Linked DNA regions of Mus musculus: region 1 is linked to region 2. The links are chromatin loops, found by intact Hi-C in ENCODE. Cell type or tissue: heart. All regions are shown on one strand. Region 1 holds the start of Gm38736 (a long non-coding RNA gene). Region 2 has its middle 21 kb from the start of Kdelr2.

Evidence for each region. Peaks named below come from ENCODE experiments on the same cell type or tissue, not always from the same donor. Only the 100,000 strongest peaks of a DNase experiment are listed, where the experiment ranks them.
Region 1: it touches region 2 in a loop (2.9-fold over the local background); 11 of 42 quality-filtered maps call a loop at or near these places.

Annotation. Positions count from the first base shown.
Region 1 is chr5:143,373,992-143,376,491 of GRCm38, reverse strand. Grid2ip (glutamate receptor, ionotropic, delta 2 (Grid2) interacting protein 1) reads right to left here. Exons shown (of 22, transcript NM_001159321.2): 5 at 2,023-2,092; 6 at 1,146-1,240; 7 at 759-942. Gm38736 (a long non-coding RNA gene) reads left to right here and starts at 1,225. Exons shown (of 4, transcript XR_003955832.1): 1 at 1,225-2,414. In heart, CTCF peaks have their summits at 136 (motif pointing left) and 1,084 (motif pointing left); no DNase peak of the experiment used is centred here; H3K4me3 peaks cover 572 bases; H3K27me3 peaks cover 1,996 bases.
Region 2 is chr5:143,423,171-143,425,670 of GRCm38, reverse strand. No RefSeq gene overlaps it. Among named protein-coding and RNA genes, the nearest start is that of Kdelr2, 21 kb to the right of the region's middle. In heart, CTCF peaks have their summits at 1,560 (motif pointing right) and 2,483 (motif pointing right); a DNase peak (open chromatin) is centred at 1,570.

The DNA.
Region 1 (2,500 bases), 49 kb after region 2:
GAGAAGGCTTAATGATTAAGAGCATTGGTGCTACTCCTGCAGAGGACCCAGGTTCAGTTCCCAGCATCTCCCTGGCAGCTCACAAACACCTGTAACTCTGGTTCCAGAAGATGTGCCGCCCTCTACTGGCCTACGTAGGCACTGCACACATGTGGTGCACTTACATGCAGGCAAAATAGCCACATAATTTTTTAAGTAAAAAATAAATAAGTGACTGAATTGTACAACATATGAATTATATTGTAACAAGATCATCTAGACCAAACTTATGAGAATGGAAAGGAGGAAGGCTTGCCACAAGCCATAATCGCTGTTATTTGTTTATTTACTTTTAAGATTCCAAGAGCCCAGTGAGGGTTCTTGGTGTCCCATCAACTTTCCCTGCCTGCCTCAATTCGTTCAATGCAGTTCAAATAGGTCTGTATTTGCCCGAGGTGTTAGAGTTCAGATTTAGCTGTGCAGGGTGGCTCTGGCTTTTAATCTCAGCCCTGAGGAGGCAGAGGCTCTCTGAGTTCTGGCACAACCGGCTATGTAGCAAGACTGGGTCTTAAAAATCAATAAAGGAATAAATGTAAAAGTTGAGGTTTGTTCTAAGGCACGTCAGTTGTTCCTCCCTTCATACTAGCTATTGTCTTCCCTCTTTCCACCTAAGGCGGCTGAGGAGCGACCAGCAGGCAGAACAGGATTGCCAGTGTTTAGCTGAAACTTGGGTGGGGCGCAAACAGGTTAGATCCCTACCACCGCTCTTCCCAGGGCACCTGTGCTGAAAGAAGCGCTCGAGAGCTCGGCAGACTCCATAGCGCTCGGGAGGAGTGAGGAGGTGGTCCAGCTGCTGGCTGAAGGTCCTCCCCTGGACTCGGATACTGGAAGGCAGGATATCCGCCACCCACTGCAGCGAGGTGAGAGCTGACGCCCGGGTCGGGGAATCCAGAGAATCTGAATCTGCGGGGGACCACAGGCATGGGGAGGCACGGGTGACCCGGAGTCACCAAGGTAGGTGCAGTTTCCCAGACAGGTGGGGTCAGCAGCCTTCTGAGCTGTGAACAGCATTGAACGCTGCGAGTTGGGCTCTATCGCACCCCCTGGCGGCGTCCCTGGGAAGCGACCAAAACAGTCCTGGGAACTCTACGACTAGACAGTCTCACCACTGGCGAAAGGGACCGGTCCTTCCTCTACCACCAGCGTGGGCATGGCGCCACTGCCCTGCAACATGGACACCACCTTGTCGTGGGAGCAGTTCCTGCAAAGGAGATGGCCCAGGAGGGCCTGCCAAGTGAGCTCTGCCCATCATGTAGAAGCCACCCAATAAACCCACCATTCACTCAGGAGTAGCCAGAACCCCAACTTTCGCATAAGTTAAGGTCTTATATGGTAGAAGCCCCAGGCTTTGGGCAGCTTTGCCTGCAGATGCCTTGGATTGGCATTCCTGAGCATAGAAGGAGTTATTCCTATGTCACCCTATGGCACACAACCATAATCCAAGCACTTGGGATGCTGAGGCAGGAGGATTTGCAGAATTTAAAGCCAGGAGGATTTGCAGAATTTAAAGCCAGTCTAAACTATATAGCAAGTCCAAGTTGCCTGGGCAACTAATCAAGACCCTCTCTCAAAGTAAAACGTTTAAATGGGGCTGGGAGCCAGGCATGGTAACTAACACTGCAACCCAGTGCTCAGCAGAGGCAGGTGGATTGTCATGACTGCAAGGCAAGTCTGGGCTACATAGTGAGTTCCAAGTGAGCCTGGGATACAGAGTGAGGCACTGTCTCAACTAAACTAAACTAAACTAAACTAAACTGAAACAAAACAAAATGCTGAGGATGTGGCGCTGAGATTGTATCTTGCATTTGGTTCCCAGCATGACAGGGAAAAAGTGGCTTTCACTGGAAGAGGGATAGACACAGGATGCATAGGACATTGGACATAGGTCAGAAGGGGATCGGGGCCATTGTTAGTGTCCCAAGAGGCAAAGGTCTTGGGGGATGGTTCGTCACCAAATCACAAGACACCCCAGAGGCTCCTAACCTCATGTCCAATCCATTGAGGAAGAGGATCCGGTCACCTGACTTGAGGGAGGCATTTTCAGCCGGGCTGCCTGGAAGAGAGAAAGACAGGGTAAGCCGTCAGCCGACCACCACGTGGTGGACTTGGGTGGGAGTCTCCTCCACTCAACACCCTTGTGTGAGCCAGATAGCCGTTCTTCAGTTCACAGGTGAGAACTGACACTCGGCACCATCTAAATGGTTTAGAGAGTGAGAAAGCTTGCGGCCACGTCTGACTGAGTCTGATCCCTGAATCCTACAAATTCTCCTCCTACCTTCACACTGATGAGGGGAGACCCATCTTAACCGTGGACAGAGACACACTCTAACAGGGAGCCTGGATCGAGGCAGGATTGCATAAAAGAGTGAAGGCAGGTTAAGTATTGGCCTTTACCACTCTGTTTTTTTAAAAATTTATTTCATTTTCATGTGTGTACATGTGACATGCATGTGTGTGTATG
Region 2 (2,500 bases):
GCGGGACTAAAGACCACCACACCTGACCACTTTAATCTTAAAAATTATTTTATTTATGTATAGGGGTGTTTTGTCTGTGTACTACATGCGGGCTTTGTGCCCTTGGAGGCCAGAAGAAAGTGTTGGATCTCCTAGGGCTGGAATTACAGATAGTGGTGGTTGTGAGCTGCCATGTGGGTGCTGGGAATTGAAGCTGAAGAGAATCCAGTGTTCTTAACCACTGAGCCATCTCATCTCTCCAGCACTCTCTCCTACCTTATTTTTTGAGACACGGTCTCTATGTTGGCTCTTCCTGGTTGTCAACTTGACTACATCTGGAATGAACTACAACCCAGAAATGGAGGGCACACTTTTGATCCAGATCTTGAGCCACAGTGGCCATGAAAAGCTTAGGCCCAGGCAAGGTAGTACAAACTTTTAATCCTAGGAGACAGAGGCAAGCAGATCTCTTCAGTTCAAGGCCATCCTGGGAAAAAGCAAGTTCCAGATGCAGGCGTGGTGGCACACACCTTTAATCTGGGCCATACCTTCTGCTGGAGGCCTACATAAGAACATTGGAAGAAGGAAGGCCTTCCTCTTCTCTGCCTGCTTGCACTTACTTGCCAGCACATCTGTTGGAACCTGCTTCTTCAGGATGGCAGCTTATACAGAAGAGCAGCTGGAACACCTACCCTCGTGGGACTGAGCAACTACTAGGTTCTTGGACTTCCCATTCACCGCTGCCCACTGTTAGATTAGGTGGGATGCAGACTTTAAGCCATTTCAATAAATTCACTTAATATATAGAGACATTTCATAAGTTCTGTGACTCTAAAGAACCCCACCTAGTAGTCTCTCTCACTTAGAGCTCATTTTTTTTTTTCAGCTGGTCTGGCTTGCTAGCACACTTCTATATGAATCCCCTCAATGCTAGAGTTACATCCAACTTTTAGCTGGGAGCTAAGGAGTCAAATTCAGGCTCTTAACCAGTGTGGTGGCACACGTCTTTAATCCTAGCACTCGGGAAGCAGAGGCAGTTGGCTCTCTGAATTTGAGGCCATCCTGGTCTACAGAGTGAGTTCTGGGACAGTCAGGGCCACACAGAGAAACCCTGTCTTAAAAAAAAACAAAAAACAAAAACAAAAACAAAAAAAACCAAGCCAACAAAAACAAAATCAGGTTCTTGTTCTCCTCTCCCTAGCCCCACATTTTAGAGATAGATCTCAGTAGGTTTCCAAGGCTACTTTGAATTTATGATCCTCCTGCTTCAGCCTCTGGAGTGACTAGGATGACAGTCCTGTACCACATACCCGGATTCACCAGGCTTTTAAATAGCAGGGATAAGAAATAGGAATTATATAAACCAGGACTTTGATCCCAGGACTCTGGAGGCAGAGACAGCCAGATTTCTGTGAATTCTAGGTCTACATGTGGAGTTCCAGGCCATCTGCACAGACACAAAGATCCTGTTTCAAAACAAAAGAAAAAGGGGGGAGGGGATACAGGAGAAACCAAATCCCACACTAACCTTTATAGGGTCAGTGAAGGATGATTGACAGCTCAGGCTACATGGGAATCTCACAACTGACCACTAGGGGGCGGAAAAACCAACCCCAACCCCACGTGGGGTTCCGTATTTACCCATTAGTCATCAAACCTGAGGTCCCGAAAAGTCAGTTTCTACACATCTATTCCTTTTCAAAACTTTATTTGTGGGTGGAGATATGGCTTAGCAATTGAGAGTGCTACCGATCTTGAAGAGGACCTGAGTTCAATTCCCAACACCCACTCACAACCCCCTGGAACTCCAGCTCCAAAAGGCTTTGATGCGTCTGGCCTCTGCAGAGACCCACATACCTAGACACATGACTTTAAGTATCTTATTTTCATTCTTACTGTCGGGGTGTGTTTACATGTGAGCATACATCACAACGTGTACATGGAGTCAGAGGGCAATCTGTGGGGTTGGTTTTCTCCTTCTACCCAGGTATTGAACGCCAGCCACCAGGCTTAAGCAGCAAGGAACTCTACCCACTGAGCAACCTCACACACCCTATAGATGTTTCTAACAAGGATTCTGAAACATCTAGCACAACTAGCCAGTGTCCTCTGGGTACCAATCTCCAGGAGGCTTTCAGGGCAGCTAGCTCTCCCTGGAGAGTGAAGGGTGAAGGAAGTCGTGCAGATCACTTCACCAAGAGGGGGTCTTTTAAATATTTTTGTGCGGTGGAGGGGCATGCACACACCATGGCACATGTGTAGAAACCAGAGGAAAACGCTTCCCTGTGTTGTAGTCTCCAGAGATTGAACTCGGGGAATCAGGCTTGGCTGCAAGCACCTTAATCCATTAAGCCCCATCTTGCTGGCCCAAGGGCTTAGTTAAACTTTTTTTTTTTTCTTCTCCCTCCGGCCCTGCTCTTTCCCAGTGTACAAGGCTTACGGTTTATTTATTTTAATATATGAGTATAGTGTTGCTGTCTTCAGAAACACCAGAAGAGGGCATCAGATCCCATTACAGATG